Linked DNA regions of Homo sapiens: regions 2, 3 and 4 are each linked to region 1. The links are chromatin contacts, found by Hi-C in ENCODE. All regions are on one chromosome and are shown on one strand. Each heading gives the region's core, a stretch centred on a gene start or an enhancer-like site at or near the end of the contact. The rest is flanking DNA. Distances are from core to core; before and after follow the strand shown. Region 1 holds the start of MAP3K8 (mitogen-activated protein kinase kinase kinase 8). Region 2 holds the start of EPC1 (enhancer of polycomb 1). Region 3 overlaps EPC1 (enhancer of polycomb 1). Region 4 has its middle 43 kb from the start of MACORIS.

Region 1 (2,601 bases), core at 58-2,557:
ACCTGGGCACTGGGAAGAATAGGGCGTGGACTTGGAGTGTGACCGCGTTTGAATCTGGGTTGTGCCTGGGACACCCCACCTCCTGGGCCGTAGGTGGGGGGGGAGAGAGAGAGAGAGAGAGAGAGAGAGAGAGGATGTCGACCTTACATGGCTCCTAGCTCTCCGCGCTCTAGCCGAATGCCTGGTTCCTAGTGGGTGCTTGATACGTGGGAAATGTAGGGGGAGGGGGTGGCGGGGCATTGGGAATGTCCCGCAGAGTGGATTTCGGGAGAGTGGCGCTTTTCTCTAGAACTCTCTTCCGGTTACACCTGGAGTAAAAGCTTGACACTCTAGAAGGAAAACCCCAGATGAGCAGCTAGGACTGAGGGTTAGCGGTAGGCGGGAGCGGGGAGATAGTACAAGTACGCTTCCTAATGAGGCGGTGCCGCAAAATAACCAATTTTAATAAAGACTGCAGAGAAGAAAACCAGGTTCTGCTGGCGGAGTGCACAGGCTCCCAGCCGAGCGCCCAACAACCAGGTTCCGGGCCCACCCTGCCGCAGCCTCTTGGAAATCTCTAAGTTGGAATGTGTGCGTGCGCACCACGGGTCACTGCCCTCTTTGTGTGTGAATTTGAAGCGAAATCTGGGCGAGGCGGGGCCGTGCTACTAGCAATCGGACCCACAGTCGCGGTTCCAAGAAGCCCCGAAGCTTCCCCGGCTTCCCGCAGCACTGCTGGGAGGGCACACGGCGCCTCTGTCCCCACCCCAGAGCGTGGGGCGCGCGGAAAAAGGTCTGGTGACTGCCCTCCCCGCCGCCCCCCGGGAGCGTGCCCTCCCGCCGGACCCTGGGACTCCAGAGAAGCGCCGAGGGCGCGAGTACACTAAGATATACGACCTTCCCTGGGGACCGGGAAGGGCACAACCACCTCTTGCAACTCCGCCACTAAGACGCCTTGGGTCACCAGGCCCGGGGGAAAACTCGTCCCCGTCCCAGGCTCTCGATTCGGGCCGCAGCTCACGTCCCGCGCTCCTCCCTGCGCGCCGCTCTGCTCCTCCCTAGTCCCGCCTCCAGCTCCGCCCGGGCGCCCAGAGGGCAAATGAGGGGCGGCGGGGTGGCGGGTGGGGGGGAGACGCGGAATTTCCCAGCGCGGGGGCTCTGGCTTACCCTGCAACCGGGCAGTCTCTTTCTGTTTACGGAGAGAAAGGGGAAATGGAAAAGTCGGGGAGGCGGTGGCTGGCGTCCGCTGCGCCGCCCCTGGGCAGGCTCAGACGCCGTGAGTCAGGGGCAGAGCAGGGCGGTCTGAGCGTGCGGGCGACGCGGGTCTCACTCGTCCGCTCCGCTCTGGACTGCGCGCCACGCTCTGGGGTCCGGCGCCCTGGTTCCTGCTTCTGCCGCTGCCGCCGCCGGATCCCAGTGGCCCGGCGTGCTCGGCTCCCACAGGCCTGCAGCCAGCATCGCACCGAACCTTCGGGGGGCCGCGGCTGGAGCGCTCGGCCGGCGTGGGAGCGCCAAGGCCGCAGGTAATCCAGGGTTGGGGGTCTCCGGCGTGTCTTTCGGGTCGCGTCCCGCCTGGGTGCCCCGGGGATTCCCATGCAGAAATGGAGGGTGCCCCCAGCAGAGGGGAAAACTCTGGCGTGGGAAGAGGTGGGGGCGTGCCCACAGCTGCGCTCGCGGGTCGCCGGCTGCACCAGGCACAGCTGGAAAGCACCTTGCGCAAGGGTCTCACGGGGTGCAGACTCGCGACTCCTCCCCCTTCCTCCTCCTTCCCGTATCCGCAGCGCCAGGGCAGTGCTGGTCTGGGCAGTGCGCGGGGAAGCGGGGACCCGCTGTCACTGCGCCTCCCGCTGCCGACGCCGCCTGGACGGCCGCACTCTCCCTGCCCGAGACCCGGTGAGTGCAGCTCGGAGGCTGGAGGACCCGATCCTCCCAAATGCTGGGTGCTTTGATAATTTATAAGCCTTTTAGGCTCCCTTGACTTAGAGAACCAGGAGGAAAGGAGTGGGAGTGTGGGTTGGCGGAGCCCAGAGACTTGTGAATGGCTGGAACTAAATTCAAGTTTGTAACCCGGACTCTATCCCATGACTAAAGAGGTCATAGCAGAACACGAAGGCTGGGCTTTTGGTCTAAGAAAGAATACTAGGAGAAAAAAAAAGTTATTTTCACGGAAGTTGTTTTCGAGCGATAGTGCATGATCAGGACTCTGAAATTTTTCTAGCTCTGGGCGGAGAAGGACGCCTAGGGATTGTCTCCATAGTTAACAGGGGAAGGCCACCGGCTGCCTGTAAGAGAGAAACGTTGCGATGCTTGTCTATTTCACTTTTGGGAAGACAAGATTAAAGGCTGCTCTTGATAAAAAACAGGGACAGAAAGGCTCTTGCAGTTGCTTTACATACCTGTGGCCTGAGTCGTTTGTGCCAAGGAGAGTGTAATCCACTTCCAGCTGACGCCCCCAGCTCTCTGCGACGGATTGAGGTTTGTGTGCAGGACGTCTGGCATACGGCCCATGAGGACTTTGTCGTGTAAAGCAAATGGGAACGTTGAGGCATGTAGAGGTTTTGAAGCAGAGTGTCGGTCCTTCCTTCCATACGCCTGAAACGCATAATCCGGGGCTTTTTGAGA
Region 2 (2,601 bases), core at 53-2,552, 1.9 Mb after region 1:
TTAAATTGGGTCTTTTCTCCCCCTATGTTGAGATACCAGAGAGCAGGAGAACTTAAATTTATTTTACAAATAGGTAAGGTTACAGGCTTCAGAAGAGAGAGGTACTCCAAACAAATCTGCAAGATATTCGCAAGGATCACAGAAAAAGTCAGGGATAGTGGTTTATTATCCTCCGACCAACTAGCTCTGGAGAGGGATGGATACAAACGTCCCAGAAAGAGGACACTGAAAGTAAGTCTTATCTTCTAGAAAAGTAAGTCGTCCGGGCAAACACGCTGCACCCTCGACATTTCCTTGCAGAGGGGGAGAAAAGCCTCATAGAGCAGCAGGCGACATGACATGCCCGTCTGAGGCTCCACGTGGGGGCTGCACTGAGCCCAACAAGCTTCCCAGACCATGGGGCAATCAAATTCCCCGACTGTGCACAGAACCTGCGCTCCCGGCCCGGGCAGCGGCGCGCAGGCCGCAGTGGCCCTGGAGCGCCACCCAGCGGCCCACGGAGAGGCCTGTAGGCGGGTCCTCCACGGCTCCCGACTCGCCGCACCCCCACAGCCACCCAGCCCGTTCCCCTCTCCGGATGCACAAGGCCCAACCCAAGAACTAAGACACAAAATGGCTGCCGGCAGCTTCGTCACGTGACCCCTTTGTGCCTTTCGGGCCCCCGAACTCCGCGGGACCCGGGTACAAGTGGCCAGGGTCAGCGGGTGGCCTTAGAAGGGGCCCCGCTGGGCCGCGGCGGCCGGGGGTCGAGGCTGGGGGAGGCGGGGTATAGGCCCGGCCGGCGACTGAGAGTCGGCGGCGAAGAGAAGATGGCGGCCATTTTGTGTGGGTTTGCTGCTCCGCCGCCGCCGCAGGCAGCAGAGGGAGCGGGCCTGACGGTGGGTCGGACAGGGGAGTTAACACGTACCGACTCCTCTTCCTTCTCCATTCCGGTGGGCATCTGCGGCACGGCCCTGTTTATCGAGGCGTATTCGTGCAGGTCGGGCAGATCCTCACAGCGGAAAACCGGCAGCGGCTTCGAGGCGTCTAGCGCCCGCGCCCGAAACGACAGTTTACTCATCTCAGGCGCAGCAGATACCTCTCCGCTCTGGGGAAACGGCCCCGGCCAGCGGGATCATGGAGAACCGGGGGTTCGGTCCCCACTCGCCAACCGCTGCCGGGGACTTGAGGGGCGGAGCGCAGAGCCCGCCGTCCGGGCACTAACACCAGCCGGGAGGGTGGGAGGCTGTGCCGCTCCGCTCCTCTCTCGCTCGCTCTCTTCAATACGCCATGGCCAACATGGCGGACATTAAAACTCCACTGTGCGCTCTTCAGCCAACCCCAGCCATTCCCCACACTGCATCGCGCAGCGGCGCGGGCACGCGGGCGGGGGGAGGGAGCGCGGGCTCGAGGCCGGCGCCGGCACGAAGCGCGCGTCCCGCCAACCCCCGGCACCCGCCGGCCTCGCTTCCCGCGCCTCGCTGCTCCGGGCCCCCGCCCTTCGCGGGTCCGGGGGCGGACAGGGCGGACTGGGCGCTCGGACACCGGGCGCCGGCTCTTGGGTCGTGCTCTCCTGCAGCGCACACGCTCACTTTCTCACGCTCGCTCCCTCCCGGCGCCGCTTTCTGACGGGCGAACAAGGTGCGGGAAAACTCTCTCCACCAGCACGCCGCCGTTTGGAAAGGCAGCTGGGGAGAGTGGCAGGCGGGGCTCGGGCCCCGGGCACCTGGGGCTCGGAGGGCTCGGACCTCTGGGGTGCTCGCCAGCGGCTGCCCCGGGGCCACGGCCGCCCCCACGGGGCTTCGGAGGGGCGCTCCAGAGGCGCCGCGCGCCGCCGTCTGCCGCGGGGGGCGAACGCACAGCCTAGTTCCCGCGGCGCCTTAGGTCTTTACGATAAAAATACAAACTGAATTAGGGGCAGATGCTACTTTGAGTAAACTTTTATCAGCAGTTATTTTTATGTCCTAATGCAACTTTGGATTATAATGTTTTATAGGCACCGCATCAAGTCATTGATCCGTTTCCCACGCATTGGGCTTAATATAAATGATAGGTATCCTATTCTACAAAGTAGATTTTTTTAAATCCTGCATTTTCATCTACACATATTTACTTTTTAAATAGTAACTGAAGCAAAGGAAATTATTACCCACCACTATAACATTTAAAAGCAAGATCTACTTCAGAATTTAAAGCCAGTTCTTTATATCTAGCTCATGATTCTGTACTCAAAGAGACTGCGGCTTCATCATAGCCGTGGGTTCACACTTTCATCATTTGTCCTCTGAAAAACTTTGTAACATTGAATCATATAAAGACCTGTCGTACTCCCGCCAAACAAAAAGCTGAATTATTAGATTTAGATGGATATGATAGATGGGTGGCATCGGTTTATATTACACATGAAAATGGGTATCCTGAGATCTCTTCGTTGTTGTTGTTGTTAATAGGGAAGATTGTTGGGGTGGGTTTAATAAATTGGCAGCCAAATTTCAATTCGAGTTTCAATTTGTATCTTAGTGCACAATTTTGTATCTTGTGCAACAAGATACAAAAAGATACAAAAATGTTTTGAGTTGCTTTTCTCCCTGGGAACTACGTAGTAAAAGTAATCACGCTCCT
Region 3 (2,601 bases), core at 36-2,535, 1.9 Mb after region 1:
GCAGGTGGATCACTTGAGGTCAGGAGTTCGAGATCAGCCTGACCAACATAGGGAAACCCTGTCTCTACTAAAAATAAAAAAATTAGCCGGGTGTGGTGGCACATGGCTGTAATCCCAACTACTTGGGAGGCTGAGGAAGGAGACTTGCTTGAGCCTGGGAGGTGGAGGTTGTAGTGAGCCAAGATCGTGCCACTGCACTCCAGCCTGGGTGACAGAGCAAGACTCTGTCTCAAAAAAAGAAAAGAAAAAATTAAAATGAACACATTTTACTTTTGTATCTGAAATACTTGTGGTAATAGTTTAAGGACAGATAGTATCTGGCAAGGAAAAGAGCAATTTAATATCTATTATATTTCACAAGAAATAAATGATACAAGGTTATTACTCTCTACCTATCCTCTTGCTTAAAGCTCAGTAATCAATTTCTAGAATACAAAAAGGAAGACCTTTACAGATAAAATAGTCCAGTTCTGTTATTTCTCTTCAGTGTGAAACATTTGCCAATTTACTACTTTCCTTATAAAATCAACAGGATGTAAAGTCAAGTGACTGAGTAGCACAATAACAGGTGGCCCAGACATGAAGTTTCATTCTGATTCTGTCCTCTCATGTCCTTATTTGTACCCCTAGCATCCGTTTAGGCTTAGGTCGTTTATGCTGTACATATTAAGAGCCTACATGCCCAGTGTGATGTGTGACAATGTAAGCGGGAAGGGAATAAAATTAGAGTCTCTTTCTACGCTTAGAAAAGCCGCAATCTAATTGAATCATTTCCCCAAAATTAAATTTTAAAAGGCTCTCCCAAACTGTTATTTTTTGTTGTAATCTTTATGCTGATGATTTCTATGCCTCCAAAACAGCCCCGAGAGCAGTAAAATACAGATACAAATGTGTCTGTTTTTTTCTAAAATGCCCTACAGCAGCAGCAATGAACTAATTTAAATCTGTCTAAAAGTGCTTATATAATCAATAACACAAACTAAATCTGTCCCACTGCTTAGTCCTTAGCCCTTGTATATACGCACCCTTGCAATTTCATCCAGTATCATGGCTTCAACTACCATTTGGATGCTGGTGATTATTCTAAATCTTAACTTCTAGCTCAGAATTCTGAACTCTAGACATGTATATAAAGACCTTACTATATGTTCCACAGACATCTCTCACATAACATCGACACCCCTGCTCCATGACTCTCCAAATCTGTTCCTCCTCCTGACCTACGTCAGCAAGTTTCACTGTCATCTATCCAGTCACCCAAGTCAGAAGCCTCAATGTTTCCAGCTCCCTTTTGCTTCTTATTTCCCCATTTCCAAATCAGGCACAGATTTCTCATTGGTTTTATGACTAGAAATTACTCAATACTCTCCATCCCACGGCCACAGTTCGTGCAGCAAGTGGCCTTCTAACCTCTAGTATTACATTACTCTCCACTGGTCTTTCTAAGAGTTTGACCAAGTCAACTCTCACACTTCATCTTTGGGTCTTTATTTGCCTCCCTGGTGAAATTCAAACTTGCCTTGGGAAACAGGTCCTCATGACCTAGCTCTAGCTAATTCCTCCAGTTCAACACCTGACCACTTTCTCCCCTGAATTTCCTAATCCACCTAGAATAAGCATCTAATAGAACTTTCTAGTAACATCTATATGTACTGTTCCCTGCCTCTAACTCCATCTATAACTCTTCTCCCTTCTTTATAATTCTACTAGGATGTCTACCCCGCTTTTGGAAAGTCTTCCACAATGATTATGTAATACTATGGTAACATAAAAAACAGGCAGAAGTGACTTAAAAATGCCTATCTCCATAAAGATTCAACTGAAGTCTTTACAAAGTTGAAAACTGAGCAAGTCAGAATCTGGAAAAAAATTCTTGATAGAGATTCCATGACCCCTGAACAACCTGCCTCACACATACTGGAAGTGGCAGAAGATAAGAAAGTAACAAGAAGGATGTAGATTCCCCACAGATTGCTTATTTGTTGTAAGGGAAATATAGTAACTATACTGTGGAGAAACTGGACCATACTTTCACCAGATGGTGAAAATTACCATTACCAGTGAGGTGCAGATGCATCTGTGTGCCTCCAGATGTGATGTCATGGGGACACGATATCCCTTATGTGACATTTCAGCTGGAAATGCAAAACTTCAATATGAGAAAACATCAGACAAACCTAAAATGGGGTCACTCTATTAAAAAAAGTCAAAACTGTATTCTTCAAAAATGTCTACGTCATAAAAGATGAAAACATCTATGAAAAGATGTATATTTTTTTCTTTGAGACAGAGTCTTGCTCTGTCACCTGGGCTGGAAGTGCAGTGGCGCAATCTCGGCTCACTGCAACCCCCACCTCCTGGGTTCAAGCGACTCTCCTGCCTCAGCTCCCGAGTAGTTGGGGTTTACAGGCGCATACCACCAAACCTGGCTAATTTTTTTGTATTTTTAGTAGAGACAGAGTTTCACCATTTTGGCCAGGCTGGTCTCGAACTCCTGACCTCAGGTTATCTGCCCACCTTGGCCTCCCAAAGTGCTGGGATTACAGGTGTGAGCCACCGTGCCCAGCCGACATCCATGAAACTATTTAGGGGTAAAGTGCC
Region 4 (2,601 bases), core at 69-2,568, 1.3 Mb after region 1:
TCAGAAAGACTGGATAAAGGTGTGAGTCACAAGTTCTGGGGACATTCAGGTGGAGAATTAGGATATTTTGACTAGGCCAGGATTTTTCTAACATCATAATTTTTATTATCTCATGAGTAATGAGTTCGATTTTATTTATAATGACAATAGTTTAAGTCTGTAATGCCTTAGAGCTCTCCTGGAGGGGCACTTTGACAGCATTTGCCTCCGCTTGGAGCCCTGCTTTTGAACTGGTACTGCCAGGGGGAGATCGATGCTCACAGGCTGCCCCGAGGCAGCAGGTGGGCGGGCTGTGGCCTACAGCCCCTCTGCTCCCCGGGGCCGTGCCAGGCCAGGCCTGAGGATGCCGGCTGTCAACAGTCACCATGGTGACCTCATAGCCAGCAGCTGCTCTCCCCACTGCGGTGAAGGTGTCTGAATGGCTTCTGAGGCGGGTCCAAGGGCGGTGGGCAGTCCCAGATAAGGCCCGAAGCTGGGGAAGGTCCTGGCCACTTATTTAGCTGAACCCATCACCTCTCCTAGGGCTCCCAGCAGAAGTCGGGGCTCGCTTCAGGGGAGGTTTTGCCAGAATAGTCTGAGAAATGTCTCCTGGCATTTATGCTCCTCTGCTGACGTCCCCTTGCCCTGGGAAAGTCTGTGATGCCTGGAAAAGAGACCACAGTGGGAGACCATTTTTCCAAGGGAAAACTGATTTATGTGAATCCCAGGTTCAGGGCAAGACTCTATCCCATCAGCCTGATGTTTTGTTCATTTTTGAGCTGTCAATAGGAAATCTGGACACTCCAGACCTGAATCTAGAAGCGGCTTCTGCTCTTTGTCCCAAAAACCTGCAGCTCCTTGAGCAGCCCCTTTTCCCTAACACCCCTGGCACCCAGCCCTGCACACCCAGCCCCTCCACCACAAGCTCCACGGCCGGCACCCCCTGCCTGGCACCTGGCGCCTGGCACACACACAGCAGGGCCGGGCCAGTGCCCGCGGGAGCCTAACAGCTGGCAGGCCACCTCTCAGCCCGGCTGGGCTTCAGGGGAGAGGGGAGGCCGGTCTGGGGAGGGGAGTCTCAATGGAGACTCCAGCAAGACATCTGCTGCCCTGGCCACGAGATCTGAAGGGCGGATGCAAGAAGAGACAGAGCGGGGGTGGCAGGACAGCCCCTACCCTGCAGCTTTGCCAAGCACTGGCTCCCACTCTCAGAGGTGGCCATAGCCTGTCCCTTTTAACGCCTGTCTCCTCTCCCCTCCCCCTGTCAGCTGGCGTCTCAGGAAAGAAGTATCACAAGCAAACTGCCACGGAAAAACAAAGCTGTCTGCTGGCCGCCAGCCAGGCTTGCACTGCCGCCCCTGCAGCCAGTCCAGGCTCCCCCACTGAACCCCACTCCGGGCCTACAGGCCCTTCCCTGACATGTGGACCCCCGGCCCTGGGCAGCCGCTGGGCCCCGGCCAGCTCAGGGGAGGACACCTCCCTGCTTCTCCAGCCTCCTCTGACGCCCCCATCCAATGCTGGGAGGATGGAAAGGTTGAAGCTCTGTAGGCCCAGTGCCCGCCTCGGGGAGGGAGGTACTGATGAGCAAGGGGACTCGCCTTCTCACTAAATTATGAGCCTGGAGCCTCCCGGGCGGCTCCTGTAGAAGCAGCCCTTCCGCCCCATCTGCTTTTCTCTTCTCTGGGCCATTGCTCCTTTCAATCCTATGAGCTAAGGAAATTGGTGTTAGGGTGATGGGCTGTCTCAAGGATCCAACGCTATTTCTGGGAGCCTGGTTAGAAGAAAGAAAGAAAGAAACTGTAAGGCCAGGTGCGGGTGCAGTGGCTCATGCCTGTAATCCCAGCACTTTGGGAGGCTAAGGTGGGAGGATCACTCGAGGCCAGGAGCTAGAGACCAGCCTGGACAACGTAGGGAGACTCTATCTCTATTAAAAAAAAACACACAAAAAAAACAAAAAACACATTAGCCAGATGTGGTGGTGCACACCTGTAGTCCCAGCTCAGGAGGCTGAGGTGGGAGGATCCGTTGAGCCCAAGAGTTCCAGACTGCAGTGAGCAGTGATTGCACCACTGCACTCCAGCCTGGATGGCACAGCAACATCTTGTCTCTAGAATGAAAAGAAAAAAAGAAACTGTCATCACCCCATGATTAGCATAAGGATTTAAAAATAAACTAGCAGTTCTGGCTCTTGGCCTTGCAGAACAGTTTATAAGCTGACTGAGGGGGTCCAAACATTTATGTCACCCATGACTCTCAGGCAATCTGGGATTTTCTTTTCTCCAGGAACGCTGCTGATTGTGTCCAGGATATGAAAGCAGTGATCTTAGGGAAGCTGGGCAGGGGGACAGGCAGCACCAAAAGTGACCTCTAGGCCCAGTAATGGAGGGGACTTTATCCCTGGTGACTAGTGGAGCCGCGTCATGTCTATAAGAACGTACTGCTGGCCTAAGCAGTCCAAGGATGCTCCTTTGGGAAGTCCCCAAGTCAGAGTACAATCACAGGGTGACAAGAGGGTCATTGGCCCTGACTTACATCCTCCCCACTGTCAGCAGCATGGGCTGTCTTCCTGCGGTTTGTACTCACTGTCTGCCCACTTGCTTCCCGTTTCTGGTTTTTTGCAGA

The links. A loop is a pair of places that touch in the nucleus more often than their neighbours do. Pooled maps may share reads with other maps.
Region 2: a map of B cell shows a loop between it and region 1 (4-fold over the local background). The contact joins the promoter of EPC1 here to the promoter of MAP3K8 in region 1. A Hi-C loop is called at or near these places in 1 of 168 maps with a recorded cell type or tissue (B cell), 3 of 37 single-sample maps with no recorded cell type and 12 of 50 pooled maps.
Region 3: a map with no recorded cell type shows a loop between it and region 1 (6-fold over the local background). The contact joins the enhancer-like site here to the promoter of MAP3K8 in region 1. A Hi-C loop is called at or near these places in 5 of 37 single-sample maps with no recorded cell type and 3 of 50 pooled maps.
Region 4: a pooled map shows a loop between it and region 1 (5-fold over the local background). The contact joins the enhancer-like site here to the promoter of MAP3K8 in region 1. A Hi-C loop is called at or near these places in 4 of 50 pooled maps.

The regions. Positions count from the first base shown.
Region 1 is chr10:30,432,877-30,435,477 of GRCh38, forward strand. MAP3K8 (mitogen-activated protein kinase kinase kinase 8) reads left to right here and starts at 1,308. Exons shown (of 9, transcript NM_005204.4): 1 at 1,308-1,502. RefSeq lists enhancers at 1-176, 848-987, 1,708-1,807, 2,098-2,147, 2,272-2,601 and a silencer at 1,028-1,267.
Region 2 is chr10:32,345,856-32,348,456 of GRCh38, forward strand. EPC1 (enhancer of polycomb 1) reads right to left here and starts at 1,303. Exons shown (of 14, transcript NM_001272004.3): 1 at 908-1,303. The coding sequence starts at 1,060. EPC1-AS1 (EPC1 antisense RNA 1) reads left to right here and starts at 1,509. Exons shown (of 2, transcript NR_104163.1): 1 at 1,509-1,620. RefSeq lists silencers at 334-613, 1,284-1,753, 1,764-1,893 and enhancers at 834-933, 954-1,013.
Region 3 is chr10:32,317,411-32,320,011 of GRCh38, forward strand. All of the region lies in intron 1 of EPC1 (enhancer of polycomb 1), which reads right to left. Among named protein-coding and RNA genes, the nearest start is that of EPC1, 28 kb to the right of the region's middle. RefSeq lists an enhancer at 409-468. Within about 2 kb of position 1,286, at least 9 of the 41 ENCODE cell types and tissues checked have a DNase peak (open chromatin) inside an H3K27ac peak, as active enhancers do.
Region 4 is chr10:31,749,098-31,751,698 of GRCh38, forward strand. No RefSeq gene overlaps it. Among named protein-coding and RNA genes, the nearest start is that of MACORIS, 43 kb to the left of the region's middle. Within about 2 kb of position 1,319, at least 19 of the 41 ENCODE cell types and tissues checked have a DNase peak (open chromatin) inside an H3K27ac peak, as active enhancers do.